Regions from separate parts of the Mus musculus genome. Here region 1 is linked to region 2. Evidence: chromatin loops called from intact Hi-C (ENCODE). Cell type or tissue: left cerebral cortex. All regions are shown on one strand. Links, peaks and the distances in the headings refer to the core of each region. The heading gives the core; the rest is flanking DNA. Region 1 has its middle 14 kb from the start of Eps8. Region 2 holds the start of Gm38915 (a long non-coding RNA gene).

The links. Hi-C counts contacts between places; a loop is a spot of excess contacts. Peaks named below come from ENCODE experiments on the same cell type or tissue, not always from the same donor. Only the 100,000 strongest peaks of a DNase experiment are listed, where the experiment ranks them.
Region 1: it touches region 2 in a loop (2.7-fold over the local background); 13 of 42 quality-filtered maps call a loop at or near these places.

What each region holds. Positions count from the first base shown.
Region 1 is chr6:137,654,825-137,671,191 of GRCm38, reverse strand. No RefSeq gene overlaps it. Among named protein-coding and RNA genes, the nearest start is that of Eps8, 14 kb to the right of the region's middle. In left cerebral cortex, for the core only: CTCF peaks have their summits at 4,962 (motif pointing right) and 7,621 (motif pointing right); DNase peaks (open chromatin) are centred at 6,109 and 9,003.
Region 2 is chr6:137,702,196-137,718,562 of GRCm38, reverse strand. Gm38915 (a long non-coding RNA gene) reads right to left here and starts at 15,418. Exons shown (of 4, transcript XR_869522.1): 1 at 15,332-15,418; 2 at 14,146-14,264; 3 at 7,828-7,899; 4 at 1,133-1,151. In left cerebral cortex, for the core only: no CTCF peak of the experiment used is centred there; DNase peaks (open chromatin) are centred at 5,179, 5,668, 5,881 and 8,011.

The sequences.
Region 1 (16,367 bases), core at 3,167-11,166, 47 kb after region 2:
CATTTATCTGCTTTTTGCCGTTTATGAATAAACAAAAGTATTAGAACCTTTCCCACTGGGTTTGAGGAATTTGTTTCCTCCATGCTTTACGGCCCAAATCGAGACATATACTCATGGGGCAAGGGCCTATGTTCTCAGACAATAGTCCTGACAGAATTTACAGAAGAGCGCCCCCTGTTAATAATACCTGCGAAGTGTTTCCACCCAAATCCATATGAACAGAGAGCCCGCATGTCATGATTGTGCCCTTATAAGAAAAGAGTTGTCCTCCTGACTTTCTTTCTCAATCCTTCTCTCCCTGTCGCAGATATAAGAGGAGTCATCTGTAAACCAGGAAGTGAGCCTTCGCCAGTCGCCATCATTCTGGTACCCTGGACGTCTAGCATTCACAACTATGAGCAAGAAAGGTTAAGGCCATTCCATCTGAGTTTTATTTTTTTAAAAAGTAGCTTGAACTGGCTGTGAACTGTACCAACTCCTACAACAGCCAACTATCTTGGAAGTGGAATCTTCCCCAGTCAAGCTTCCTCAACAGATACTGGGGTGGCTGAGAGTCACTGCCTCTCCCAAACTTGATCAAATTGCAGATACATGAACTAAATAAATGAGCACTGCTGTTTTAAGTTGCTAAGTTTGGGGTGACTCCGGAGCTGGCTTAAATACAGTTGTGAATATGCCTCAGTATAACAAAAAGCCACTTCAAATAGTGCATTTGCACTAAAACTTTGCTAGTCACATAGTCTCAAAAAAAATGTTTTTGCGTTTGTTTTAATGTTTCAAACAGCACTCACATGCATAATAATAGAGTTGCCTCTTTAACGTTTGGATCTTGCATGCGTGCCTAATAGAAATATAAGCAATTATTTCAGTGAACTCAAATGGAATGGTACATCAACTGTGCGCTGTTTTCAGGCATGCTGGCTGTAGTAATTGAATTCTACCAGTGGAGAACATTACTGTGAAGCTCAGAGACTCGTGGGCTGGTTTTCATTCTGTGGTTTGTACTTAGAAACCACTGATTTGCCAGGGGTAGTAATGCAAGCCTTAATTACCAGCACTGGGGAGGCAGAAGCAGGCTGATCTCTGAATAGGCAGGCTAGTGCGTTATGGTTTGCATATGCTTAGGCTAGGGAGTGGCACTAATTGGAGGTAGGGCTTTGTTGGAATAGGTGTGTTACGGTGGGTGTGGGCTTTAAGACCCTCATCTTAGCTGCCTAGAAGTCAGTATTTTGTTAGTAGCCTTCAGATGAAGATGTAGAACTCTCAGCTCCTCCTGCACCATGCCTGCCTGGACACTGCCATGCTCCTGCCTTGCTGATACTGCACTGCACTTCTGAACCTGTAAGCCAGCCCCAATAAATGTCCTTGTAAGAGTTGCTTTGGTTGTGTCTGTTCAAAGCAGTAAAAGCCCAAGAAGACCTGTTCTACATATTAAGTTCCAGGACATCCAGGGATACACAGTCTCTGGGCGGGGATAGGAGTGGGAACTAAAAAGCAAACAAACAAAAAAACCCAAACCTATGGATTTAGCAAAATGTTAAGACAATAGAGTAGACTCAATAACAAAGAAACTTAAAAATGCCCTGCTGTGGTAGATTGAATGAGAAAGGCTCCCATAGACTCAGATTTGAATAGTTGGTCACCAGGGAGTGGCACCATTGTAAAGAAATAGAAGGTGTGGCCTTTTGAGAGGAAATGTGTCACTGAGAGTGGGCTTTGAGGTTTCCAAAAGGCACTCCAAGCCCAGAGTCTCTCTCTTCCTGCTGCCTGTAGATCCAGAAGTAGAACTCTCAGCCCCTTTCCCAGCATCGTGGGTGCCTGAGTGCTGCCATGCTTCCTGCCATGATGAAAACGTACTGCACCTCTGACACTGCAAGCCACCCCAATTAAATGCTTTCTTTTCTAAGAGTTGCCTTGGTCATGGTGTCTCTTCACAGAAATGGAACATTGACTAAGGCACACTTGCTTACTCTTTTTATTAATTTTCTTATTATAGTTGACTATGCCCATGAATGTGTGTCTCTGTGTGTATAGATGAGTGCAGGTGCCTACAGAGGCCAGGGGCTTCAGATCTCCTAGAGCTGGAGCCAGAGGCTCTGAGCTGCCTGTTGTTGGTGTTGGGAACCAAACTTGAGTCCTTTGCAAGAACAGCTATCTCTCCAGTCCCTTTGCTTGTGTGTGTGTGTGTGTATTATTGTTTATTGGGATCTGAAATAAAATCTATATACTTAGTGAATGTGACTTTAACCATGATTGAATAATAGAAAAATTTTTATAATAATTGTGTAAGAAGCAGTACTTTTGAATATCCACAGTCACTTGAAATATGTTGCTGGAATACATCAAGGCCCTGGGAGAGTCAAGAGTGGTTTCTGCAGTGGGGACCATGCTGGGAGCAGCTTGAGCCTCCATCCTTACTGGGGGTTCCAATTTGGGTGTGTGGGAACCAAATGTGGCCTTTCTCAGCACAGTTTGGTCTTGGGGACTCTGAGTAGAGGCAGGCAGGAAATGAAGAAAAGACAGTGATAGAGACACACTCTAGCAATACAGAATCAGGCGGGTTATGTGCCATTAGATGGAGCTACACCTGCTGCTGACTGGAACTTCAGTAGTTTATATGTTCAGCACAAAAAGAGGCTTTAGCCAGTCACAGTAGGAGGTCTCTGTTTCCAGCCTATTTTCTGTCTGGGAGGAGGAAGCTGCAGTTGCTCAGTTTGTACACACGGATCCATCATCTTTAAACACTCATACTTAGGCCAGAGGAGGAAGGCTTTGCCAATTTCCACCCTGACCCACGTGGAGAAAGGCTTTGCTGATGTCCCATGGCCCTGGGGCATTGACCCTTGTTATAGCTGTGCCTATGTCAGCAATACAATCTCACTTAGGGCTTTGTCCACTTCCTACGGAGCAAGATGGGACATTGAGAAAAGGCATCCTCCTCAGCAAAAGAGAGAGGCTGCCAGGCAAAGTAGCTCCTTCCTTACTTCTTCACAGTATCTATAGGCTGTAGAGCAAGTGCTTTAGCCACCTTGCAACCATCAATCTGGCAGAGGACAGTGGTGGGAAGGAAGTCTCCTTTTTTGAGGTAGACTCATGTCCCACAGCCTGGCCTCAAAGGACGTCACCAAGGATGATCATGAATTTCTGGTCCTTCTGCCTCCCCTTCCCACGTGTGCCACTGTGCCCAGTTTATGGGCTATAAGGATCTAACCTAGAGCTTCCTGCTTTCCAGGCAAGCAAGTAGTAGCTGAGCTACTCCCCAGGGCCTCCGTTACCTTTCTTTCTCAAGTGGTCCTCTCCAGCCTTCTGTTTGAGTGAAATAACTACATGACTCACTTGATTAAGCAAGCTGTAATGAGGACTTCTGATGTAAAGGGTCTGAAAGTGCTTTAATTATGCTGTAAGCCACCTACACAGCTCCTGAAAGAGTGATGTTTGGTTATTATCTCAGTAAGTAAAAACTCGTGTGTGTGTGTGTGTGTGTGTGTGTGTGTGTGTGTGTGTGTGTATAGGAACCTGAAGCTCATAGTCCAGTGTTTATCAATTGCTGTCCTCTTTAATGTTTGAAACAGTCTTTCACTGAACCTGGACCTCACTTATTGGCTGGACTGTTTGGACAGCCAACTCCTAAGACCCTCCTGCTTCTACCCATCATGCATCAGGTTGTACCACTACAACATGTATTTTAAACACTATTGATTGATGATGGGTTGATTTACGTGCATGCAGGAAGCCTGTAGGGGACAGAAGAGGGTTAGATCCCTAGAACGGAAGTATCTGTTGTTGTGAGCAGCCATGTAGATGCTGGGAACTGAGTTCACACCCTCTGGAAGAGCAGTAAAATGCTCCTAACGACTGAGCCTCCCTCAGTTTTTGAGAACAGCTCCTGAGCATCTGAAGTCGGGTCCTCATGTATCATGTGCAGCATCACTTGACTGTGAGCTGAGCTATCTCCCTGACCTGATGGAGCCTGAATTAACTTCATCCCTGGCAGTCACAATCGTTGGCAAAATATTTTGCTCATACAAGTTAGGCCAGATAATTCTCAAAGATTCTTAGAGATTTTCAGGAATAACCATTATCTGGTCAGCAAATTTCCAATCCCCAAACACTGGAGACTAAGGAGACACAGGGTGTGCTGAGGGGAGAATCAGAATTGAATGCAGATAAGGCTAGGCCTTGGCGGGGGTGGGGTGGGGGTATAGGAACATCTATGATAGAAGCTTCTAGGCTTGATGGGAACGAATGGAAACAAATGCTTGGGCACTGAATGGTGAAATTTTGAGGAAAAGGGGAGATTTACTGAAGGTCAATTCTCTGTCTTGAGGTTCCCTTAGAACCAACCACAACAGAGGAAATCAGTGAAGGGTCTCAGTGGCCTCCTTTATATTTCAAAATAGTCATTAACCTGGCTTTAGATAAATAATTCACAACCTCACACTTGTGCAAATTTGTCTAAATTATTCCTGTTCCTCTCTAAGACTCTTTTCTCAGAGCCAGTGAAGATAATACTACCCATTGCTCAGAGTTCTTGGAATTATATAAAATAAGCCTGCCTTTAGTTTATGTAATTATACATATTATTTCCTGCCAGTTCTTTGGACACAGTAACCTCCAATCCAGGCCACTGCTATTCAAGAAATGATAGTTGAAAGCCCTGTGGCAGTGGCACCCAGTAGTCAACAGGTGTAACCCGTGTTCTAGGAGATGAGCGAGAACAAATGTGCTTATTAAAAATGAATGTTCAACTTTAGCTCAGTCAGAGTCAGCTTCTTGGTGTTTCGAAACTTACATGAGATTGAGAAATAAACAACAATGGGATGATATTTACTAGAGAAATATGTTGAATTTTAATGTATAATAAACTTTGTTTTGTTCTATTGGGACTTTGAAAAATCTTTATTTGTTTATATATTTTATGTATATGGGTTTTACACCTGCATGTACATTTGCATACCAGAAGAGGGCATTAGACCTCATGGACATCAGATCTTGTACTGGTTGTTAACCACCAAAGGAGGGCTGGGAATTGAACTCAGAATCTCTGGAAGAGCAGCCAGTGCCCTTAACCACTGAGCCATCTCTCCTGACCCAAGGGACTTTCGTTTTTTGAATAGTCATTTTCTTTGATTAAAACGGACCTGTGGCTGTGACCCGCTTACAGACACTGAAAAAGAGACAAGGAGCCTGGGGAACAGCAGAGTGCTAGAGGCTTATCTGATAGATGTAAGGACCCAGGCTTGACGCTCATCACCAGATAACACAAATAACACAAATGAAACAAAAATACAGAGGTTTTATATGTAAACTTGTTAGAACAATACTCAGAAAAATATTCAGGCAGAGGCATGCAGAAGGAAGAAAAAAACATACTGATCAGGGAGTACTTTCTAAAGTGCAGAACCAAACAAATAACAGGAAAACGGGAAGAGAAACCAGGATGCCTGTGTGTATACATCTTCTAGACACAAAAAATCTTCCATAGGGTACAGCAACTCAAGGCCTTGCCTAAAATGTCTAGTTTTCATGATAAACGTAACTGTTTTTATTTTTATCATAGGCCTAAGTGGTTTTGTAGCAAGTCAACTCTTTTAGAACAGCACAGATCAGAAAGGATGTAGCTGTTTAGAACTTTCAAAACATCTGGAAAACTACTCAAGCAAATAGAATCATGTCCATTAACAAAACAGATGTTTTCTACTGTGACGGGAAAACAGGACTTATTTATTTTTTCGTTTTTAAATATGTGTTTCATATGGTCCAACTCCACCTTAGAATGCGTTCTACCTCTTTAAGGGTCTGGGGACCACAGTGTTCTTAGGGGCTATGCAAATGTCAATGTGCTCATGGCCACTTAGGTGTTTGAATGCCAATGTTTTCTAATAATATATATCTTTTGAACTTAGCACCAGAAAAACACGTTTAAAAGTCTAGGGTGACTTTGCAAACTCTCAGCCAAAATGTTAGAGTCTGGATTAAAATCATTTGGTGCTTTGGCAAGACTCTTGGAGTCCTGAGTGAGAAGCCAGTAATCAGAACACAGCAGAATAGCCCGAGAGCCACTGGGGCTCATTTTGCACAGGAAAAAAAAAGGAAGTTTATTTCCACTGACCACTTGGAAAGAGTCTCAAAGGTCCTAGGAAACAAGTGTTGTCAAAAACCCAGAGAGAATTGTGTCCCAGCAACCCAGCAAATGAATCCATTCGAAGCTCATTGAGGGGACATTTCCCTTTTACAAATGAATGTCCCACAAACTTAACTATTAGGCTACATGAATCACATATTCTAGGTTATTTCTTCTGTTCTTTTTCAAACGAGGTAAACTTGTTAAAAGGCAATCTCATTGTATTGTTCAGGCTAGCCCCAAACTCCTGGAATCATAGGAAGGCACTTCAGCCTTTCAAAGTAGCATGCAATGGCACACCTGGCTAAAAACATATGGACACCAACAAACAAAAGCATTTGTATTAGTTGTCTGTCAAGTGTTTAAAGCTAGAATATTCCATGGCCAGCTATGCTGAGACACACCTACCATCCCAGTGTTCTGAAGGCAAAGGCAGACACAGCAGGTGTTCAAGGGCAGTCTCTGGCTAAGAGCAATTTTGAAATAAGTGGGGCAACATGGAGACCCTGTCTCAAAAAAAAAAAAAAGGAAAGTCTACATTCAATAGAACATTTTTTATAGTTTAGAAATTAGTGAGGGTTTTTTTGTTTTTTCATTCTTTTAACCAAGAAAACCAGAAATGCAGAACGGCTTTTCTACTGCAACGGGTACAGTAAAAATAATTTGTCCAATAGTGAAATGGAAGACCACTTAGCTTGATAATGGATCGGACTGGTGTGAGCCCATAGGGTGGTCAATATTTTAAAACACTGTCCATGTAGAGAGAAGTCCTTAGCCTATCTCGCATCATTGCAGAGCACACCAAGTCCATAGTTTCAAAAGATCATCCTGAAGGATGCTGATCACCGTCTGAGTGGGAGATAGTAGGACTTCTATTTCTAGTGAAGTGTTATCTGCTGGCAGAACAAGTATCTTGTCTCTTCATAATGGGCACTGCTCTGATGAAGAACACAGCACGATGGAAGCCCTGTGTGCTCAGCCCACCTCAGCCTGGAGATTATTCCTGCCGGAATACCTGTTCCTAGGAATGCTGGAGTGTGGACCCAGACATGATGCGTGTGGGGGTGGACAGAGGTGACTGTTGACAGACACAACTTATTTCCTACTTCTTGGCATAATAACTCAATTTATGATAGCATGGCCGTTTCTGCTTATTCTTATTCTTGTTTGGAGCTAGCTCATCAGCAATTTTAGAAAGAATGCAGGTGTTTTAATTATCACCCCACTGTAGGGAGTTGTGAGCAAGAAAGATACCACAGTTTAGAGAAGAAAATAAAGAGCTTTCTATGAAGATTATTTGCATTTGTCTAGGAGATAATTCTGTGCATCTTTGCTCTGAGCACTGCCCAGAATAGAAATGAATACGCAGCAAAGACTGGCTAAGTCCAGAGCTTTCTAATTCCTTCTGAGACACAGCTCCCAAGCATAACTTTATCTTGTTTGAAGTGGTATGAATTTCCCAAATTGGACATCTAACAATTTTTTTTTTTTAAAGATTTATTTATTATATGTAAGTACACTGAAGCTGTCTTCAGACACTCCAGAAGAGGGCGCCAGATCTCGTTACGGATGGTTGTGAGCCACCATGTGGTTGCTGGGATTTGAACTCCTGACCTTCGGAAGAGCAGTCGGGTGCTCTTACCCACTGAGCCATCTCACCAGCCCAACAATTTTTATTAAATATAAAAATGCTCCCCAAAGTAAGAAAAAATGAGTTCCATATATTTATTTAAATCATACTAATTATTGTTTATATGGTTTATGTGTTTGTATCTGTGTGTATTTGTGTGTATGTGTGTGTGCACCAGAGAGAGAGTGTGTGTGAGAGTGTCTGTGGGTGTGTGTGGACACGCCCTTTTACCTGGGTTCCAGTGGATGGGACTCAGGTCATCAGACTTGCATGGAAAGCCATTTCCCTCACTGATCCATCTCACTTGCCCGATGTCTGTATCTTTTGTAGCTGATCTCATCATGATTACACTAGGGATGAGTCAAACACTGTTGTTGTGGGTATAGGGGGTAGAAATGGGCAAAGGGCTGAGGGAAGGGCATGTGTGTGACTTGGGGACAGACTCTGGGAGCCAGCTGCGTGATAAGCCGGCACAGGGGAAGCAGGAGGCCCGCTGTAACACCCGACACTGAGATGTTCCTGCCACAGATGCTCACAGGAGGATGGAGACATGGGGAAGACTTCGGGCAGCAGAAGAGCCGAGGCATTTCAGGGCACAGGGTAGAGAGAGCAGGGCAGCAAGGAATACCCGCTACTACCTTGACTTAGTACTTGACTTACTCTCCTCAGTGTGTCCTTATGGCTCTGTCTTTTGTTTCTTGCACTCAATCCTTCCCCTCTGTAGGAGATGAGCAGAATGCAAAGGAGGAAAGATAACGAGAGGGATGTGACCGATGCCATCCTCACTCTTTTCCAAAAATCTTGGGAACGCAGAAGGGTGCCGTTAGGCCGTATTCCCAAGACTACAAACACCTCATGTTCCTGCTCAGAACTGAAAATGCCACGGAAGGCTGGAGATGTAGCTCACTGGTATGGTGCTTGCTTAGCATCTAAGAAGCCCTGGGTTCATTCCCCAGTCCCATTGAAACAAACAAACAAACAAACAAACAAACAAACAATAAGTGCCCCAGCCCGGATGGGATCCACCGAAAGCTTGTGGATTGTAAGAAATTTAGAGCCCTTGGGTTTCTATTTAAATGTCTTTTTAAGAGTGTGTGGTTTTGGTTTTTTCAAGTTGAATCGTCCCCTTGGCTCCGTGAAGCATTTCAGAGTTGTGGAATAGTAACCACGATGCTGAAGGAGGCTGTGTGTCTCCAGCCGGCCCCCTCATTTTCCCTCAGCACTTGTTGAGTGGGATGTAAATAGAATTCACTCATCCCGCGTGCTTCACACTTGCTCCCCGAAAACACAAAACAGCTTCTGCCGCTCCTGGTGGCTTAGTTACTAGACCATCCTTTGCCACATCTGCCTCTCCGCCTCTTCCCCGTTGTCTACAGAGTGGCTCTTCCATTGCATTTAGTGATCGCAAAAGCACCATCTTCCTTTGGAAGTTGGGGGACTGGGTTCCAATCTAGACACTCTCTCTGATGGAGAGTTCCCCCCTCTGTGCCTCATCGGGATAGCAAGGGCTAGAGACAAGACTGGGTGGGCAGAATGTTAGGGTGGCAATCTGCAGTGCTCCATGAACCAGGCACAGAAGTGTGTGCCTGTAACCACAGCAGTGGGGTGATGGAGGCAGGGGGATCAAAAGCTCAAAGTCACCCTCAGTGAAACAGTGAAGTTCATTCGGAGCTGTTTAAAACAGACACCACACCCCCACCCGCACATGCATGCGCGCATGCGCGCGCACGCACATACAGAAACTCCGGAGAAACACACAGAAGCGACACACACATCCGTACACACAGCAAATAAATATACATTTTTTTTTAATGTAAAGACACTCTGTGCTCTTAAGGTGTATTCTCTTAGCATCTCTGCAGAATTACTCTCACTCAGCTCCACAGTTCCTTCTAGCTTTTTTCTTCCCATTTTTTTTTTTAATAATGAGAATTCGAGTCTCTTCTCTGCGTGAGAACACTGTGTCTGCACGCAGCAACCCAGCGTGGTGTGTTCTCAGGTGTGTGTCCTCGTGAGCTCACACTTGTTGCTTTTATCAGCATCTTAGCTGCCTGGCCCTATTCGGTGCAGCCCCTCTCTCGTCCTCGGCCTCTGGACTTTCTCACTCTCGACGCTTTGCCTGATTTAATAGCTCATCGTGAGGGTGCATGCGTATGTCTCAGCCTGTCTGCTGTAAGCGGTGAGTTCTTCCCACTTGTTAGGAAGCTATTTCTACCCCCAAATGTCCAGCATGGGGTTGACTCTGTCCCTGATGCCACCTCCTCTTCTGAAGCCTGCAATGGAGCTGTAAGCAAGAATGCTAACCCAGATCCTGAATCAGGGTTAGCATTCTCTGCCTTCTGGGGCTCCTCCCTCAGGTGGCCAGACCAGTACAGCTTCCTGAGGCTAGCTTTGGTTATTAAAGTCTTCAAAGTCACCCGTTCATTCTACCAGGTTGAACGGAAGCACCATATCTTCTCAACCCCCTTGTTTTTCCTTAATGGTTCTGGAGTGTGATCTGAGATGGCTGAGGTTGCTTTGTGGAGCTCAGCCCCAATCGTTAATCCAGTCATTTATTGTTCACTCTTGGACTCCGTGGCCCAGCACTTTCCAACAGTGTGCTGGGCCCAGATCACTCCATTTCCCCCTTGCAATCCCTTCAGCGTGCCTCAGCGCCTTCCGCTCAGTCTTTGTGCTTCTCTGCATCCCGCATCCTCCCCCATCCCTGACCCCATTATTCCCTCAACTGCCTGCTTCACAGTCTTCATACTTCATCTCACATTTCTCTTCATCTAGCTGTCCATCCAGCTCTGCCCAGCGTGGGGGACACGACTGTAAACAACACGGCGAAGTCCCTGCTCACACGGGATTTGCATGAGGCAAAGAGCCACTAAGTTAGTGAACATGTGTCCAGACTGTGATAAGGAAGTGAATAAAAGGCCGTGTAACACGCAATGGGAGAGACAGAGAGGTGGTGTGTGTGCACCCATGTGTGTGTGTGTGTGCACACGCGTGCGCGTGCCCCCGAGTGTGTGCGCACGCATAGGGTGGGTGTACCATGTAAATAGTGCGGTTAAGCAGAAGAGGTCACATTTGAGCTGAGATCTGAATGGAGGCACCAGCTGTGTAGGTTGCTGAGGGAAGGGTGTTTCAGGGCGAGGGAACAGTCAAGGCTACAGAGCTGTGTTGGATATGCTGGAGACCTCAGGGGACAACACAGAGGCTGGGAGGGATTCATTCACACAACAGGGTGAGAACCTGATGTCACACTTGACTTTCCCAGGGTGGCGCTGGGGCGTCATTTTTCAGTGGTTAGGTAGCGTGCTGTGGTGGTACAGAATTGTGTACGGCTGTTAGTAATTATTTATTTATGTCTAACTGCTAAACGCAAGCCCTGGGGTAAGTGAGGATAATCTTGTTCTTTTTCATGTCCCCAGGGCCTGTCCCTGCCCTTGGCTGAGTAGGTGAGTCAGAGACCTTTAAGATGCAGGAGCCACCTGATGCGTTCCTGGGGCTCCCAAAGCTCTGTGTTCTGGAGAAGGGCTTTGATTGCCCTTCTTGAATTAGTGCTTGCTGCTGACATCTTACCAGCTCCTAACGGCTCCTACTCTCTGGGGCCTTGAACCGTGCGTGCGTAGCCCTTGTTTTGACTGCCAGGCATAACCATCTGCAGCACTCCACAGTCTTTGTGTGTAATGGGTAAGTGTGACCCGTGGGCAGTGCTACTGAAGGGGACTTAGGTGTGGGAACTGTGGGAAGGCCCATGCTGAGATTCTAATAAGTGAGGATAAATGTGTGGTGTGTGTGTGTGGGGGGGGGGGGGGTAACGCGCAGGAGGATTTGCCAGTCCAGCAGAGAAGAAAAACACTGGCAAGAAGAAAACCACTGAGATTGTGTGCAAATATCGGTCGGCCCCACGCAGAACTTTCCCTAAACACTTTTTATTGTGGTTAGCCTATTATTTTTGCACAACACCTGGTAAACTTTAGACTTTAGCTTGTTTTCTGTGACAGAAATGTCACCTGTGCATATATTAGAATAACACATGCTTCATAAAATGTCCTCCACGGAAAGGACATCGGGAACTGGGACTTATTCTCTGTGAAGATAAAAATCTCGAAAATTGGGAATTCAGATGAGAAGCGTTAGCGAACAAACAGCCTCTCGGGCCGTTCATTGTTGTTGCAAGCGGGAGATAAGATTGCCCAGCCCACTGCTACGACTTCGGAGCGCTTGAGGTGACACTTATATATTCTAATTTAAAATACGATTATTAAGAATTGCATTATCTCAGAGTGAAAATAGTGTTTAGAGAAAGAAAGGTGGAAGATGAAGTCAGGACAGAATAGACGGGGGATGGGAGGCATGCCTGACTCACTGTGGCGGTGAGATGACTCTGGAATGCATACATTTTTAAGGACACAAAATTGTAGCCGCCTAGAGAGGGCCTGCATGACAAAGATGGGGAATTCAGCAACACTGCATAGTTACACAGGTGTGCTTTGCTTGTATGAAGTATGAAGTCTATAACGAGTGTGCAGTGCCCAGTGTAGCCAGAAGAGGGCACCAGCTCCCCCGGAGTTGGAGTTACAGATGGACAGGGCTGCTTTGCAGACCCTAGGGAATGAACCTGGGTCCTCTGCAAGAGCAGCAGGTGCTCTTAACGACTGGGCCACCTCTCCAGCCCCCACATTACCTATTTTTGTAACACGCTATTTCATTTGCTTTTTCCATTCCATTCGGTGGCAAAGTCTAATGTGACTGGCGCTTGTTTGTCAACACATTCGATCTGAACTGATGGGAGGTGGCTTCTGGATTCATTTGTGTGACTATGTTCTGCGGTAGAAATAAACGTGTTAATTACAGACCCTGCTGGGGTGTGAAGGAGACCTGGTGTCAACTTTTACAAAAGCCACAAGCATCTGGTGTTTTGGATGAGAGTTTGTGTACCTCAGGAATACTCAAAATTATAGTTAGTACAATAGGACCCCCTGCGCTTCATGAGATAAGGAAGTGTGGGGGTCTCATTGAAAGCTTCACATTGTGCAAACGTTATCCAGAGATGGTGGTGTGGATGGAAAGTAAAAAGCATTCTCAGTATAAAGACTCCCTCTCCAGCTCTCTACCCCTCTTTCTCTCTCCCTCCTCCCCTCTCTCCCTCTCCCCCCCACCCCACCCCCGTTTCTCTCCCACTGTCTCTACTCCCCCTTTCCCTTCTCTTTCTCCTCTCACTCCTTCCTCCTTTCTTTCACACTCCTTCTGTCTCCCCCCACTCAGCTTGTCCCTCCACCCGCTTCCTCTCCCTTTAGCTTGCCTGGTTTGAGCCTTTGACAGCACTTGCAAATGGAGACTGGAGGACAGGTTTGGCTCCTCCCCCCGACCCCCCACCTCACTAAAATTTAGATACTTATATCACGAGCAGAAATATTATCTGCATTTTTCAAGGGATTTCTTTGTGAGGTACCTATTTAGATACATGGCTTTGTGTTTCCCTACCTTCCCAGCTTCTAATAGGGTTTTGGGTTTTTTGTTTGTTTGTTTGTTTTTTGTTTGTTTGTTTGTTTGTTTGTTTGTTTTTTCCCTTTCAGGAGGATTCTGAAGTCAAGGAAGAAGAAAGTTTGGGTGCTAAGTACAGGCAACAGAGTCTGTGCTTGCAATGCCAATGAGTGTACCCAAGGGGAATTACTAACTAGCCCAAAGATTCCAGAGCGCAGCGAGCCTAAAGCTATGGAGGAAAACAAACAAACAATAACAACCAAACCCACTACCACCACCACCAACAACAACAACATCAAAACCCACCCTGCTTTAGACATTAGGGATAGACATTAAGAAAAAAATCTGGCAGAATAAATTTTTAAAATGTAACAGAAGTGAAAATTCAGAAACTCAATTCACAAGGGTTAATAAAATGTTAACTTTTCTCTGCTGCAAAACTCTGCAGGTTCAGAGTTGAAAGTTCAAACACCAAACAAAAACTTCCCTGAGGGGCTGGGACTTCGGTCTGCTGCTAGGGCACTCGCTGATGAATGAAAGCCTAGGATCAGTGCCCAGGACTGTCCGAACTGCGAGGGTCTCACGTGCTCGGCATTTAGAACAGCAGTTCTCAACCTTCCTAATGGCACTGTGACCCTTTTATACAGTTCCTCATAGTGTGGTGACCCCCCCCCCACCACCATGTGTAAGATTATTTCATTGCTACTTCATAACTGTAATTTTGCTACTGTTATGAACCTGTGATGAGTATATCTGATATGCAGGATATCTGATATTTGACCCCTGTGAAAGGGTCATTTGACCCCAAAGGGGTGAGTGATCCACAGGTTGAGAAGCACTGATTTAGAAGTTCGGGGCGGGAAGGTCAGGAGTTCAAGGTCATCTTTGACTGGCTGCAGGGTGAGTGTGAGTTTAGAGCCACTCTGGTCCAGGTAACACTGCGTCAATAACTCAATTTAGGGCTGGAAAGATGGCTACGAAGTGCACACACTGCTCTTGTAGAGACTCCTTTGATCCCTAGCGTCCATTAAGTTGGGCGGCTCAGAACTCGGGCGCCTACAACAAAGGCTCTGATGCTGCAGACCCCCTCGGGCAGCTGCACTCACATGCACCCCCCCACACACACACACACACTCACATAGACATGCATAATTGGAAAGCCTGATTGTCTTCGTGAAAGTAACTCCCATTTTAATTATCACCCTTTCCTCCATAAAAATACTGTCAAACATTCACTTGTATTTTTCAAACTGTTAGTTCGGTGTGGTTATATATATATATATATATATATATATATTTAAAATGTAATTTATGTCACAGAGTTTATTGTAACTTATTTTCTTCACCTAACAAATATATATTTTGCTTCCCATCCAAGACAATTAATACAAAATTTTCTGTCCTTGTGAAGTAGAATTTTATCTTATGGCTATACTAGAACTTAAAAAATATAAGCACTTTTGATCCATTCCCTTTCCACAGTTATTTTAATTGTGTGCTTTGGGTTCCCACCTGGCTTCTAACATAGATACACATAGGACCTATTTTGATTAGAATAGGGAATATGTGTACTGGTGGGGAGCTTGGTCAGGTTGACACAGGCTAGGGTCAGCTGGGAAAGGGACCTCAATTCAGAAATGGCCTCCAGCAGATTGGCTTGAAGGTAAGTCTATGGGGGGGGTCTCTTGATTTATGATTAATAGGGCAGGATGCAGCCTGCTGCTGGTGGTGCCATCCTTGGGTGGGTGGTCTTGGGCTTCACAAGACAGGCAGCTGACCTTGAGTCTGTAGGGCAAGGCAGAGCTTCTCCCAGGCTCTGCTTCAGTTCCTGCGAAAGAGAGGTCCTCCCCTGACTCGCCTCAGTGGTGGATGGAGACTGGGGACATGGAAGCAAATGAACCCCCTCCCCCCCCCAAGATGATGGTGATGGTGTTTATTACAGCAGGAAGGGGCAAAGTAGGCTACAAGGCAGACCATGCTTTCAAAGGGCAGTTTTGCTATTTGGTGGCAAACATAGAGCCACGCCTCCAGAGAGAGAGAGAGAGAGAGAGAGAGAGAGAGAGAAAGAGAGAGAGAGAGAGAGAGAGAGAGAGAGAGAGAGAACAAATGCCATTTTTCATATTTCATATTCAGATGTTGCTAACGTATGGATCAGTAACTGTCAGGTTCAAGATGTGCATTTCTCTTTCAATGATACAGAAACACAGCAATTTCCAGGAGGAACCAACCTTGTCATTAGACAATAAACTCACATTTCAAGTTAGAAACAGGTTCCCCCCGGCTCTGTTAGGGAAGCAGTGTTTCCATCTGGAGCCTTCCTGAGCTATTCCAAGGTGACAGATAACAGCCAGAGAGACCTGTGGGCGACGAGAGGCTCAGGAATAAGGTCTGACTGATAACTCTCATCACCAATTAGAGTTGCAATCACCTCGCCTAGTCCTCTGCCTCTGGGCCCACAGCCTTCCCCTACTTTTGCTGTCTCCTTCTTTGTGTCCCCCAGCTGCAACACACTTTTCCAGGTTTTTCCAGGAGAGACAAGGCTGGGCGATGGGACAGACACATCTGCAGCTCCTTATAGACCACCACAGATTGATTCCCTCAGTTTCCCCACCCCAGCCACCCCTCGATTGTAGAAGGAACCACTGTTTTGAGCTTTGTGGTATTTTTATGTTTGCCACCGTATTACTGGAGATAAATGCTCATATTTGCCTTAGCTCGTTTCTAACCCCATGAGAAGGGTGTTTTAGTGCCCGTAATTTGTACCATCTTCTGGATTACGTTGTGTGGAACAAATGTGGTTGGACAGAGCAGTTGCTTCCTTATGTTCGAGGTAAGAGGAGATCATATTATCTAAATACACCAACTTGCATTTCTCTTTTCTTGTGGTTCTAAATAGTTTGGGTGTTTTGTTTTGTTGTTGTTGTTGTTTGACAATTTCTCACTATGTTGAGGCTCTCATTGACCTAGAATTGGCTACGAAGACTAGACCAGCCTCAAATTTAAAGAGATTCACCTGCCCCACCTCCTGAGTGCTGGGATCAAAGGTATACTCTGTCACAGCTGGTTAGTTCTAAATAATTTAAATGTTTCCTTATGATTTCATCTTTGATCCAGGAGTTATTTGTAAGTCTGTTTAAA
Region 2 (16,367 bases), core at 3,614-11,613:
TAACCTACAGTGCAACATGAAGGGAAGGCAGGGAAAGAACTCCACAGAGGAAGCTGAGGCAGGAACTGAAGGAGAGGCCAGGGAGGAGAGTTACTTACTCACTTGGTACTTCTGGTTTGATCAGTTTGCTGTCTTGTGTCTTGTGTCTTGTGTCCCAGGACCACCTGCTCAGGGATGGGCACCACCACAGTGGACTGGATACATTGACATCAATCTCAATTAAGAACACACCCCACAGGCTTGCCTACAGGCCAATCTGATGGCAGCCTCTTTTTCAGGTGAGGTTCCCTCTTCTCACATGACTCCAGCTTGAGTCAAGATGACAAGAACTAGCCAGAGCATATGTGTACATGTTTGTGCTTGTGTTCATGTTTGCATGTGTCTTATCCACACAAACATACGTGCATGTGTGCACATCAAGACCAGAAGTCAGTGTTAGGAGTTAACCTCAGTTAGTTTCCACCATACACACACACACACACACACACACACACACACACACACACACACACACACACACGCACGCATGCACATTGACTTGTTAAATTTATTTGCTAGTTTTGAACAAGTATATATAACACATTCTCATTGCTTTCCCTGTCCCCCGTTTTTATCTTCCTCCTATCCCTATCCATCCTCACTCTTCCCTACCAGTCTTTTTTTCAGATTGATCAATTTTCAACGCCTCGCTTATTCGCCGAGTTTAGCCACAGCCCTCCTTGAACCCTTGTGGATACACAGCTGAAGATAATGACTCTCTCCCTCTCAGAATAATCTCTCCATGGCCAAGAGTTAAGCAGCAAGGGGCAGGGCACCCTTCTTCCTCCTCCCCAGTCTGTACTGGCTGTTGATGTACCCATTCTTGTGAGGACCAAGGGCAGGCAACCACAACTGCTCTGAGACCTGTCGTAATATGCATGGCCCATTTGGAAGCTGGCGTTTTCCAGCCCTGCTTCCTATCTCTGGCTCTTTCATTCTCTCCGGTCCTTCTTGTACAATGTGACAACATTCAGATGGTCGTTAATGTACTCATTAGGGCTGAGCATTTTATTGTCACTTACTCTCAGTTCTTTGAACAGCCTTGAGTCTCCGCCATGACCATTTTGAACTGGAAGGGAAAGCTTTTTGTTGAAGCTGAGAATAGCATTTGTCTGTAGGTAGAAACATGATTATTTAGACGGCAGTTTGTTGCTATGTCAACTTGGCTAAATAACAGAAATAAGTTCCCCTTAGAGCCTGTGACCTCCCCAGCCATGGGTTTTTGACTAGGCATAGATTCCCTTGTACAGAGTGTTCCCCGAATTCTGTCAAAGAGTGATTGGTTACCCCCCATAGCAGTTAATCCACAAAGGCACATGTGTGAACATCTCTCCTGTCAGCTAAGTATTTACAGTCTGAGGGGTTTGCAGCCGGGTAAGATCATTGACGCCATTTCTTCCCACCCCCCAGCAGTCAGAACAGCACCTTGCAGCATAAAGAAAGCTAGCCAATGGGAGCTTCCTGCTCAGTTCCTGCCTGACTACTGTTTATCAATCAGTTATTGTGTCTTCAGCCTTCCGGGCGTTATCATTTAGTACTGCTGAGCAACCAAGGGGAGTGGCAAGAGGCTGAGTGATTTGAGGTGGAGGTGGGGGCTATGAGGGCTCACTGACTGACAACTCAGAAGGAGGTAGCCCCACCTGGCGCTGGGCTTGGTTTTGTCTTGTTTTTAATAGTCATGGCTTCTAAGGAGCAGCACTGTCTAGCCTTGCCAGGCATTGCTCCCTAAACTCTTTAATTATTTTACATTTATTTTGTGTTCCTGAATATGTGTGTGTGCAAGTGTGCTATAATTCATGTGTTGGGGTTTGCACGGGACAACCTGTGCAAACTCTTTGTTTTAATTGTATTTTTTTTAACTGAGTGGCAAGACAATAGATTTTCATATACCCCTTTCATACATTCATAAGGACCCTGTCCTCTGAGCTCAGGATCCTCAGGCCTCTACATTAAAGTTTGAGACAGGGCCCATCACTGTTTGAGACAGAGTTCAACAATTTGACCAGCCAGGCTGACCAACAAAGCCCAGGACCTGCCTGTATGCACCACCCCAGCACTGAGATCAAAGACACAGGCCATGTCCAGGGTTCAACACAGCTGTTGGCATTTGGACTCAGACCCTCTGCCTTAGGGCACTTAGTAGGCACTTTACCAACTGAACTGCCTTCCCAGTCCTCAAGATTTTTTTTTTTAAATGAGAAACCATGACTGGACTGTGGGGAGCAGGTGTGGCGGCAGTCCCAAAGGCGCCAGGGACTGCAGCTAAGTCATATGACTTGCACCTGACTTCCTCATATAAGACACAAACATCTTGAGTGCTGCGCAGGTGTACCAGGATACAGGTGAATCCAATTTGGTGGAGATATGCCCCTGCTGCCCTGATTAGCTGAAGCTGCGTGCCTGGTGAGGTGGCGTGGCCTGCTGTGCGTGGATGGGAACTGAGAGTATAAAAGAGTGAGAGGCCCGGGTTAGAGGGAGGATTATTATTCGAGAGAGGATTGTTATTATTGGGAGATATAAACGAGGGAGAGATACAAACAGGGGAGATATAAAAACAAGGGAGATATAAACAAGGGAGATATAAACAAGGGAGATATAGAGAAAGAAGAAATAGGACTGAATAAACGTGTGCAGAAGGATCCTGTAGCAGCGTCGTTCTTGCTGGCGAGTTGGGGGCGCGCTCGACACTGGACCCATGTAATTTCTTAAGCATCAAGGCTACAGGCTTATGGGAAAACCCTTGTCTTGATATATGTATGGTAGATCACGCCATTCATTGGTGGGAACGCCTGTAATCCTAAAACCTAAATGATAGCGTGACCTGCTTATGTGGTGATAGTCAAGCTGCCTTTACCAAAGGCCAAACATTTGGGGACCAAGTCGAGGCACCAGGTCACTCACCAGACATTAATATGTGTTTGGCAATAAGGCAGATGGAAGATCATGTCTGTGATCTAAATGCCTGTGGTGCAATGTCTTAGCTGTTCCCTGGTGAGCCACAAAGAACAGGGATTCGTGGGGAATTTGATATTCTCTTCCAGGTAGAGCCTACACTAGCTGTTTCAGTTAGGATTCCAGCAGTTACTCAAGGCTAGATGTGTGTAGCCAGACTGGTCAGTGGACGTGCTTAGCTGGGATAATGATGGTCAAGGAAGTGAGGTGGAGACACTCATACACAGTGGTCCTCGAACATCACAGATCTAAATTCTCAAAAGCCATTACTTAGTCAGTTCAACAAGGGACTTTGGGACATAACACTTTTATTGACATTCTCATAGCCAGGTCCTGGGAGCTGCCTAAGGGTTTAGGAGTGGGCTAGTGCATTCTATAAAAGAGAGGTGTGTGATGATGAATCTGTACCAAGTGAGACGGGTGCTTTTGATTGGGGTCGTTGGAAAGTGTAGGGAAGTAAGCTTCAATGACGATGTGGCAGTTGAATGTGGCAGTAACACTCAGGACCATACTCCACAAGCCAGCTTGGTGCCAGCCTCTCCATATACAGATATAAAGGACTTTATTCACTTCCTTCTGCCAATTCAGAGTAAGCAGATGAGCTAGTAGTTGAAAGAAATCCATCTAATTGTGAAACTCATTCTTACAGAGACATTTCACACTGGAAAAAAAAAAAAGATCTTTGGTTTATTGGCTGACTGTTTCTCTGACTTAAGTCTTTTGTGTTGTGTGTCAACCAAACAACTCTAACCATGAAATTGTAGCTCATCATATCATCCTCAAAATGTATGAATATAATAAAAACATTCAAACCCATGGGGGGGGGGGGAGACTCAGAGCTACGCAGGCTGCTAGGCAAGCTACATTGCAAATATGTTGGCTTGCTCTTCAAAGGAGTTTATTTATTTGTTTTATTTGAAATTGATATCATGAAGTAACTATATAGAGGTAGAGCCCAGACTCTAGGTTATCAGGCTAATAACAGCAAATCTGTCCACAGAGTCCACAAAAGATCTACAACCACTGGAAAATGAATGTGGGGATTGCAGACTGACAAGTGTTTCTTTGGAAAACAAGACAGACAACTTTCTAAAATATAACTTTATTTGGAATAAAATGCCAACTTAACATTGTTTGCTTTAGTATTTTATGAAATAATAAAGTTTGCAACCCTGAAGTGGGAGGCCCACGTGTTGATTAGCTGGTTTCAGCACTGGCCCTTAAGGCAGCAGTGTGTTGCATTTTCTGCAGCTATGCTGGGTTCAGAGTGAGGCTGCATCTGCCTTCCCTTGAATAGAGTGCTTTTCAGAGCTGTAAGTTTGGTTTCTCTCGTGGCCAAGAGTCATCCTTCCCAAAAACAAACAAACAAACAAAAAACCCTAATATTTTAAAGGACAATGCATAGTTTGCACTTCAGGAAATTGGTGTTAACTACAAACAGGCCACCTTAGCAGAAAGAAGATAAGCTGGGTCTTATTATCTATGTGAGCCACCCCACTGTTTGAACTATTTATTCTTAAAAGACATGCTGGGAACTTGTTATGTGCACACTCTATTACTTTCTACAAAAGCTGGAGAGAAAAATGACACACTGATCAACAGGGGCAGAGATTTGACCTCCAGTGAAGATGCTGCTATAGAAGTGTACACACACACACACTCATACACACATTCACACATACACTCACACACACATTCACACATACACACATACACTCACACACACATTCACACATACACACAATAATACACACAGACACATTAACACACACATACACGCACACATTCATACATTCACACATACACACACACTAATACACACATACACACAAACATAATGCACAGAAACACACTAATATATGCATATGTCAAAATATACTACACATTAACACACACAAGATAGGCACACACACATACACTCACACACACACTAACATACACATACACACACAGAGAACACATTTGTTCTTACAATATAGAAAATGAGATCATTTTGTCTATGATTGTTACACACCCAGAGACAGAGCACTGTTAGCCCAGGGAGAGACAGGCAGACAATTGCTGCTTAGAACTGAGGAGCCATATGGGCGTCTTTGGATTATGCGGATGATCCAGAATTAACCCACAGAGAGTGACTTGGTGCATTAGAACTCCTAGCAGATTGTGGATTTGAAAAGGCATTCCAAGAGGCAGGGCTTATCCATGAGGCCTTCCCCAACCTTACCGCTATCCAAAGGCTAAAGGCTTTGTCCCTGTCCTCTAGAGCCCAGGCCAGGCAAGGCCTTGTCAGTGTTTTAAGGAAGATAAGGTCACTGGAGCAGCATGCTTATGAGTTTGCTGTTTGGAATATTCCTCATTAGAAGGGAGGCTGTGGTGTGGTGATGGCCAAGACCACAGAGGGACCCCACAAAGGTCACAGCTGAGCTCACAGTTGACTGCGGGAAGCAATCTGCTAGGCTCTGAAGACTTCCCACCCCCACCCCAAACTCAGCCTCTAGAGGAACTACCCAGTGAAGCCACCCAGCTAAGCCTGCCCGGGCTGCAGATTTCTGGGCAAAATCAGATGTTTGCTCCTGCTTTTAAGGATGGGTTCTGTGAGGCTTTAGATAATGGCACACACAATGGCCTGAGAACTGTTGTTACAGAGCGCTGCTTTGGAAAATGGTCCTTTAATTCCAGGAAGCGGCAGCTGGTGACTACAAAGAGATGAAACACTTCCCATGAAGACTGCATCTGAATTTCGGTCTTTTGACAGTGTTAAAGTCGTGTTAAAGACTTTTTTTTTTTTTTGGCTGTGTTCTAAAACTTGTACATTGATATACATGATAATGAAAGCTCCCAGAAAAATCTGCCACAGTGAGATGATTATATAAGGGGGAAAAAAAACGTTGAGGAATACTTGCATCTGAGGACTGCAAAGAAGAGAAATCAGGAAAGCTGGCAGAAAGAACTGGCCTGAAATTGAGATCCCTACGGTGCAAGGGAAACAGTGCTTCAAGGAGGCCCTTGTTTGAGTCGAAAGACTATTTCTGTTATAAACTGAGAATTAAAAACACACAAACTGGCTGCAGTGGTACAAACTTGTAGCCCTAGATGCTCAGGACTCTGAGGCAGGACTCCCATAACCACACACATACACACACACACACACACACACACACACACACACAAATAGAGATGTCTAAATAATATGTGTTAGTAGGATAAAGTAGAAACTTTGTATGTGCATAACACAGAAGTAGCATACATACATTCTTCTTTTATATAAGTAGTTTCTAAATGTACTTGAGTGATAAGCTTTACACGTAGAAAGACAAGCCTGCTGGCACAATCCTTTAACGCACTCAGGAAGTAGATGCAAACCAGCTGGCTCTGAGTTTGAATCCAGCCTGGTCTACACAGCAAGTTCCAGGTCAGCCAGGTATATATAGTGAGACAGTGTATAAATTTTTTTAAACATATAATAGCATAGCATCAATATAGAAAAGATATTAGTAATTAGATTTGGGCATTTCGTGGTAGTCCAAAGACAGTGAAGACCTGCCATATTGATTAGAGTTATGCGCTAGAATACAGAGAGGATAGATGCTGGTGAATATTGACTGTTAACTTGACAGGGCCTAGAATTATTCAGGGGACAAATCCAGGGGGCTTTCCTCTTAGGGAATTTCTGCACTGGGGTCCTTTAGCTGGGAAAACACACTCTTTTCTAGCACGTTCCGCAAGGTGGGGGGTCCAAGATCGATAAAAAGGAGAAAGGAGATGGCTCAATGATTAAGAGCACTTTGCTCTTGCAGAGGCCTTGGGTTTGGTTGTCAGTACCTACTTCAGGCGCTCATAATTGCCTATATAGCTCTAGTTACAGAGGATCCTAACCCTTAGTAAGTGCACACACACATGTATGCACACACGCACGTATACACACACACACACACATACACACACACACACACACACACATACCCATGCACACACACTCACATACACAGTCATGCACATACATACTCGCACACATTCATGCAACACACACTTATGAGCATACACACATACACACTCATGTTCATATACTCATGCTACACACACTCATGCACATACACACTAACACATGTACACACACTCATGCATGAACACACTCACACATACACTCACACACTCACACACACAAGAGTTAGGGAATCTTTAAAGAGGAGAAAGCCAGCTGAGCACCAGTGTTGTTCTCTCTCTCTCTCTGCTTCGAGAGCGCTGGCACCACGTGACCAGATGCCTCGTGTGCTTGCTGCCGAGAGCCTTTCCACATCATGGTTGACTGTATTCTTAAATGATGAGCCGGAAATAAACCCTTTCTTAACTCTCTTTTGTCAGGCATTTTGTCAATGCGATGAGAAAAGTAACTAATATAGGTGTGTACATGAAATCCATCCCGGTAGCAACTGAAGATGAGGGTCTTCAGTTCTTCAGCATTCAGAATTATCGAGCCAGAGGGAGGTGTTCTAATGAGGGGTCTTTGGAGGTCTGGTAGAGTCCTGGTTGGGTAATTAAAGGAATACTACTACTATCTACTACCACTACTACTACTAGTAGTAATAATAATTATATATATTTTAAAGCCTGGGAGACTGAAAGTAGAAATGTCACTTATCGTGTCCAAAGGTGATTCGAGCTGGCAAGAGATGCATAATGTCGAGGAGTCTTTAGTCTGTAAACTCAAATGTGTTTGCTCATAACTCTGTAGCTATGAAACTGATTTAACCAATACCAGACGAAATACTCCGACCTTTTTTGTTTTTACACAGCAACGTTTTATAATGACCCAAAACTTTCCATAGAATAACTCACCTCTCCATTTTAATTACGTCAGTAAGCATTTCTCAACTCGTCTGCCCACTCCTATCTTCCCATGTGTTTCAACTGCAGGAAAATAATCAGAAAACATTACTTTTCCACGTCTTACTGCCCCCCTGAGTGATCGGGTCTTCTCTAGATGTCAGAACTGGCCTCATTGTCCCTCATACAGACAGCCATGGACTGGGCTCCTAGCCCAGGATTTTTTTTTTTTTCTGCCAAAGGAGACTCCGCGTTATTGGCTGCTTCTCAGAAGATCTGCAGATGTTTCTGCTAAAGTGTTAGTCTCTTGAGTCAGAAGGCATCCAGTGGAGGCAGAATTAGTAATACATTCAATTTCTAAACCATAGCCTAACAGGAGAGAGAGAGAAAGCAAACGATTCCTAAGGGCATGGGGGGGGGGGGAAACTCCTTCAGTAATGACTTTTCCGTACAGTGTTTCCTTAATGTTAAATTCATACCTCTACAGAGATAGCCTGTCACAGTTTCAGCAAATGAAACAGCAATCTCACTTTGTGTTATTGTTTTGGTTTTTTTTTTTTTGCTTATGTTTTGTTTTGTTTTGTTTTGTTTTTAGAAAACTAATTGAATAATCTCTAAACCATAACTGTATAAATCATTCAGGTGACATCCTAATTATGTTGATTTAGCCATTTTGTTCTGATGATTCTAAGTTTTATCTCTCTCTGTTTCTGTGCATGTGTGTGTCTGTGTGTACATATGTGTATGTGTGTGTATGTGTGCGTGCATGTGACTGTATATATGTGTGTGTGTGTGTGTGTGTGTGTGTGTGTGTGTGTGTGTGTGTGTGTGTGTGTACTGGAAACCAGGAATCAATACTGGCATCCTCCTCCATTGCTTATTACCTTAGTTTTTGAGACAGTGTCTCTTGAGAAACCTGGAGCTTGGTGTGCAATCAGACTGCTTGTTCAGGAAGCCACTTAGGTCCACCTGTCTCTGCAGTGGGGTTCCAGATGTATGCTGCTGCATCCAGCTGTTTATACAGATGCCGGGGACCTATACTTAGGTCCTCATGCATATGCAGCAAACAATTTACCCACTGAGCTATGGTCAGTTTAGAGCACAAGGATTTTCTTTTAAACAGAGTAACAGAAGTCTGAGATTATCTGGTACCAACTATCAGAAGGGACTTTTGGTGTCTGCAAAATTTGTTGGCACTTACATGGCAAGAGGTCAGACTAATAGTGGGTTTTGTTGATACAATTGAATTTGTCTATTTGCTCATTTACTAAATAAACACGTTATCAGTGTTGATCTTTAAACACTAGACTCTGCAATGCTGCTCAGAGTTGCTCTTGAAAGACCCACAACGTGAGGGCTCCCCCACGTTCTGACTCAGGAGAGGCGACACCCCAAAATCACCAACGAGAAACGTTCTTGCTGCAAATTGCAAGAGGATTTTTATTCAAGAGCGCTCTCGGGCCCACGGTCATACACCACGCAGGGGTAGAGGACTATGGCGCCCTGAGTAGCTGAGAAAGGGGGTTTCTAAAGGAAAAAAAACACAACTCAAGGAGGTGGGAAGGGCGTTGTTGGAAAATACCAAAAATACCAGATAAGAATCACAAGGAAGTACAAAGTCACGGGTGTCACAAGGAATACCTGGTAATTGTTAACTCTCAAGACAGTTTCTAAGAGCCCCTAACAATAGCACATTTGCATTGCAGGTTCCAGCAATGGTCAGGGTGGGTCAGGGTGACTTTCTTTGAATGAATATTCTTTGAACCCAGGAAGCCGGTGGGTGGAGGAAGGAATGTTGCTATCTGTTTAATGATTAGCATACCTTGGAGCATTGAGTTTACTACTCTTTCACTCTCACAGTGGTTGGTGAGGGCTGAATGGTATGTCATTCAGCATACCAAAAGGAGAAAGGAAGGAAGGAAGGAAAGAAGGGAGGGAGGGAGGGAGGGAGGGAGGGAGGGAGGGAGGGAGGGAGGGAGGGAGGGAGAGAGAGAGAGAGATGGAGAGAGAAAGAAAGAAAGGAAGGAAGGAAGGAAGGAAGGAAGGAAGAAAGAAAGAAAGAAAGAAAGAAAGAAAGAAAGAAAGAAAGAAAGAAAGAAAGAAAGGGAAAGAAAAGAAAGGAAAGGAAAGGAAGAGGAGAGAAGAGAAAGGAAAGGAAAAGAAAAGAAAAAAGAGAAGAAAAGAGAAGAGAAGAGAAGAGAAGAGAAGAGAAGAGAAGAGAAGAGAAGAGAAGAGAAGGGTGGCTTTTGTAACCTGAGACTTTGCATTGCACCCTGGGTCACTACCTCAATGTCATATGTTTATTGGAGGGTAAATATAATCACCCACTAGAATTTCTTATAACCAGTCCAACGTTTCAACCTAAAATTAGTAATGAGGAACATGTTCACTTTAATATATACTATAAGCTATAACCTACTAGAATTATTTTCTAATTTATGATCAAGTTCTACTATTTAACAGGGCTTGAAAACTACGATTTACATCGAACATTGGCTCTGATTGTACAGAATGGCAGAGGCAGCACTGACCCTTTTTAGACTGCTCCTGTGTTAACCTGGGTGCGGGGAGAAGTGGTCACCGAGACAGCAGCAAGCAATTGTGTGGGTGGTGTGGAATCACTGTGTTCTAAAAGATGGGGGAGGGTCCAGAAGCAGGGAAAACTATGACCCAAGTCTGATCTCTGGTAGAGGAGGAGGTAGAGAAGGAAGGTTGCTTGGAAACCTTTCAGACTGTAGAACCCTCCATGGGAGGTTCAGCAGGGACAGGGGAGCATCAAGGAGCCAAAGCTGAGCAAGAAAGCACTTTGCAGCAGCAGCCAGCCACGACAGCTGGTCGTTGGCAAGAAGCTGGAGGGTGCATTACCTGTAGTGTGCATTGCCTATAAGGTGTGTAGCCTGTAGTGTGCATAGCCTGTAGTGTGCATTGCCTGTAGTGTGCATTGTCTGTAGTGTGCATTGCCTATAAGGTGTGTAGCCTGTAGTGTGCATTGCCTATAAGGTGTGTAGCCTGTAGTGTGCATTGCCTGTAGTGTGCATTGTCTGTAGTGTGCATAGCCTGTAGTGTGCATTGCCTATAAGGTGTGTAGCCTGTAGTGTGCATGATGTGAGTTTGTACCTCATGTCACTGCTCCAGACTTTCCATTCATAACTTGCCTTGGACTTCAAAGTGTGCTGGGCACATTCCAATGGCTGCTACAGCCACATCATCAATGCCTCCCAGCCTGCCACTTTCTGATGTCTGCTCCTGAGCTTAGAGTCCGGTATGAGCACCTGCTCACCCCTCAGCTGGGAGTCACTCCTGAGAGGACGGTCTCCTCCTGGCCATTCTCCCAATACAAGCCCTCAGTTTCCTTCTTCCCCATTGCCTTCCAGAGCCAATAACTAACAAATTCTATTGATCAGCCACTCTCTTTCCTGCTGCTCTTCCATGGGATTTCAGGGTTACCGCTCTGGTTTGCACCCCCACACCTCTACGGCACATCCACACTGCTGGCCTCTCCACAGACATGCCCCTGCATCCCTACCTCTCTAATCCACTTAAAACGTTATTGCCAAGTTCATCTGTCTGGAAGGGTGGTTCTGGTTATATTATTTCTGTTCTTTAAAAAAATCCTTCAGTAGTTCTTTTTTTTTTATTTATTTAAACGAAATAAACTCTCATACTGTTCTATAGTCAAGGACCTTCATGGCCTGATGCTAAGGAAGCTTTTCAATTTTACCTCTCAAGATTCTTTTTAGACACATCGTAGCCCCCTGAGTTAAAGCAGCTACACAATTATGCTCGGAACTTCCATACCTTTATGAAATTGCCTCAGGATTTGCCTACTTTTAAAGCCTTCAGGTAATGCTGTTTAACCCAGCCACCCAAGACTCAAGTGTTACTTGGGAGCTTTCCCCAAATCTCTTAGCTGGAAATTTTCTATTAGAGGATATTTGCTAGTCTATAAGATACTGTTTTTAATGACATTTTTGTTATGGAAGCAGGGAGCACACATTTTCAAACATAGTGAAATTGGCTTTGTGTGGAGAGAAACTGTTGAGTCATGTAAAACCCAAGCACTGTAACCAGCAGGAAGACATAAACTTTGCATATGCAAAGCTTTGAAACCTTAGGCATGAAAAAGGATAAAATCGTAATTAGGGGAAGGAGGGATGGTGTTCTGTTGTCACCTAATGTTTGTTGTGACTCTTCCTGAGGAGACATGATCATCGAATGTCTCTTTGCCTCCGATAGGCATGGAAAACAGATCAAAGTAGCAATTCCATCTGAGTCCAGCTCTACAAACCAGTGAGCTTTCAGGCTTGCAAGGGTGTAGGGGAGGAGTTACGGGAGCACGGGTGAACCTCGAGTAGCAGCATCAGCAGCAGGTCTCATCTCAGCATTAGGATAACCTCACAGGAGCATCACGGGTGCCCCTTTCAGTAAAGTTTCCATCTCGTATATCCCCTCGCACTTCTGCCCCAAGCGGAAGTCATATGCAGCATCAGTGGTTGGGTTTGGAGGGAGCTCCTGAGACTCAGATCTGATCGCTCTCCTCTACTCAGTCTACAAGGGAAGGTTAAATCAGCTGGTCTGAGGAGAGTCCTCTGACAATAAGCCGATCTGCTGTTCTGAGCAGCATACCGAAATTCTGATCTGTAGCAGATATAGCAATCCTGCATAGTCACTAGGGACCGGAGATTGGGTAACACAGTAAAGCAAATGCTACTGTAGTGTCCCACAAAGGGCTTTAGATGCTAAGCCATGGTATAAACTATCTTGGCTGAGTTATTACAGAGAGCCAAAGTATACAGAGGAGCCATATTTTGTTAAGAACAAGCCTCTGGATGTGGTGCGGCATAGATGTTATCTCAGAACTTGGGAGACTGAGACGGGAAGAGCGAAAGTTCAAAGCCAGCTGATGATATGGTGACTCTGAGTCCAGCTTGGGTTACATAGTGAGACTACACCAAACAAACAAATATGTGCACGCACAAAGGACAAATTGTAAATCACAATAAATAGGTGGACAAAATTTAACTTTTACATGATGCTAATAGTTGCTGAAGAGTATGTCTGGCAAAAATCATTACGTAAACACATATATTATAAAGCTTACATATGATATATAGTCTGCCATATATAACTGTTCATATTAGCGATACAGTTAAGAATAAGGGTTCAAAAATAAACTAAACAACTTTGTGATATTCATATACTACATACATTTAAAATATTTTTGTTTTTATTTATGTATTTCCTAAGAAGAATAAGGACTAGAGATGTAGCTCATTAGGTAGAATGCTAGCTTAGCATTCATGGAATCCCAGGTTCCATCCCCAGCATTGTGTAAACTTGGGATGATGGCACCATCTGCCGTCTCAGTACACAGAGAGAAACAGGAAGGTCAGAAGTTCGAGGGCATCCTTGGCTACATAGTGAGTCTGAATTAGCTTGGGCTACAAGATAGCCTGTTTCAAAAGAAACAAGAAAAGAGGGAGTCAGGGAGATGGCTCAGCCCATGAAAGGTCTACTGCAAAACAACCTGGCTGTGAATTCTGCAGGCCAAGCACTGGTAGGGTAGACTGGCAGACCTCAGAGTCTGACGGCCAGCGGCATATCCGAATGGTATGCACTGGGGTCAATGAAAGACCCTGAATCCAAAAGTACAGTGGAAGATCAAGTAGATGACACAATGCAGATAAAGGTGTTTGCTGCCAAGCCCGATGGACCAAGTTCCATCCCCAAGACCTACATGGTAGAAAGAAAACGTGAATTCTCACAAGCCCCACTGGGTGGCATCTCCAGGGTAAGCATGGGAGCTGCTGTGGCTTCCTAGTAATCTACAAATGGGTGCGTGAGAGAAATAGGGTGGCTAGAACAGGCGATTGAGGTTGGTTGGACGGAGGGAGAAATGGCAGTGTGGGCTGAGCAAAGAGCGTATGGGAAAGCCATCACAGGGGGAGAAGAGCCTCCTGTAGACAGAAGAACACTGGGACACGAGCCGAGCAGGGTCTGCACGTATTAGAACGCTTCGCCTGTCATGCTGAAGAGCTTGGGATTTAATTTTAAGCTGTGGGAAACCACTCGAGGGAATAGAAAGATAAGGCTTGTATTTTAGACCATCATGCTGCAAGGAGGTGATTGGCTGGAGTGTGGAAGGAGATGTCTTGATGTGGGGGCAGGGAGAACAACGAGGAAGCTGTCCAGTTCAGTGTAACGGACAGGACCCCATTAGTGTTTGTCCGAAAGCCAAAGCAACAACAGGGAGGAAGGAGAGCGGGAGGGTGGTGAGGATCTGGTAAGTATCAGGAAACCGGAAGCCATGGGAGCCAGTGACTGACTTACCCGGTCGCAGGAAGGGCAGGCAGCGTAGGCACACTCTCACAGGCTCGCGCGCAGTTCCACACCGACAACCCCAGCACTCAGTAGCCGCAGCAAGCCGAGGAGTTCATGGCCTCGCTGAGCTACATAGAAAGCCAGAGCCCAGCCTTTCATTAAACAAGCTAACAAAACCAAATATGAGTTATGATAAACTAATAGCCAACACTAATCACTTGCTGGCCCCAAAATCTATTGCATAAAGCACATTTTCCTCCAAGAAGATAATAAGTAATTTTCATAGGACTCAAAATTCCAGAACACACTGCCTTACTCTACCTCTCATCAGCACACACTTACATAGATGGAGCAAGTCTCTTTATTCACTGTTAAAACCTATTTCTAATGGGGGAGGGGAGGGAGAACCCTCCTTCCTACACAAGGTATCCCCTGAGTCACCCAGAACTCCTCATCAGTTTCAATCAGGGGATCCTGGATCTTTTATTACTTTCAAAGTTACTTTTTAAAAGATTTTTTTTTAATGTACGTGTGTGTGTGTGTGTGTGTGTGTGTGTGTGTGTGTGTGTGTGCCTCATGTGTGCAGGCTGCATTGGATCCCCAGGAGCTGGATTAATAGGCAGTTGTGAGTCTTATGACTTAGAGGCTGGGGTCTGGAACTGGGTCATCTGGAAGAGTAGCCAGCCCGCTTAACCCCTGAGCCATCTTTCTGTAATTAACCGCAGTGTACTCGTCTCAGTCCTGATACCTGGGGTTGAGGACCCTGGGGATAGCAACATAGAGAACAGGCATGCATATGAGAGGGTTGGCGTGTCTGGTCATTAGCTCCACCCCTCCAAAGCATAAGGACACAAGTTTCACCCTTAGACCCCACGTAAAAAAGCGCAGATTTGTAATCCCACCTGGGGAGGTGGAGACAGGGAGATCGCTGGGCTCACAGGTCAAGCAAGAGATCCTGGCTCAGGAAAACAAGGTGGACAGAACTGAGAGAAACACCTGAGTGTCACCTCAGGTCTCCACACCCATCCATCACTGCCCCCTACATCGTCCCCCCTCCCCCAAACCATGCTGGTGTTGGCCTTGCTTTCCCTGAAATAATGGGGCTCCACCTCTGAGGTCAAACATCTCAGATAAAGATCTCGGGATCGTTAAAGAAGCAAGTCAGACACCCTAGAGAACCAGAGAAGTCACGCACCATGTACGCACAATGTAGTCACCCCAAACCCTGGAGCTGATGCTGGAATGATCTGTGGAAAAGGCCAAAATTTAAGTGTTTGGCCTCTCTCTGCAGAGATCCTCTTGACACATCCAATGACAAACAATCCAGGGCTGCCAAGGTTTCTGAGTCAGTCAGGAAGCAATTGTTGAAACCTTTCCCAGGGTCTCAGTATCTTTGAGTGTCAGTATGTGAAAGGACAGGAAGTTGGAGAAAGGGCAAGACTGTGGAATAGTATTCATGAAATACTGAATTTTTTTGTCACCTAAAAACCAAGACAGTAACTTCAATTTATTTCGCCCCTAAGACATACCTAGTGCTACTGATTTTTTAAAAAAAATTATTATAAATTCTTATAAATAACCAAAGAGAGTTTGCGACGTATGTTGATGATTATTGCTGAGTGTTGAGTGTTTCCCTCTCCTTCTGGATGGTGACCACTTTCACTTCCATAAGTTTGACAATGGGGTAGGAAAGTTTGTATTTCACCAACCAGTAGGAAGCAGAGCCCAGAAGTGTTTAACTGTACCTGCTGGGCACTTTGGCGTTGGTTTATTTAATTAACTCAACTTATATCCATTAAGATTTATGAGATACACCTTCATTTTTCCTTGCTGTGCTACAAGAAACTTTTTTAAAATTTATTCACTTTATATCCCACTCACTGTTCCTTCTCCTGGTCAGCCCCTCCCACAATCCTTCCATACTCACCTTCCCTTCTCCTCTGAGAGAGTGGAGGTCCCCTACTTGGTACCTTGCCCTCTGCCCCCTGCCTCCGCCTCTAGCACATCAAGTCTCTGCCAGTGTTCGGTGCATTCTCTCCCACTGAGGCCAGACAAGGCACTCCAGCTAGAAGAACATATCCCACATACAGGAAACAGCTCTTGAGATAGCCCCGCTCCAGCTGTTCAGGACCCACATGAAGACCAAGCTGCACATCTGCTACATGTGGGCAGGGTTAGGCTAGCCCATGTATGCCCTTTGGTAAGTGGTTCTGTCTCAGAGAGCAACAAGA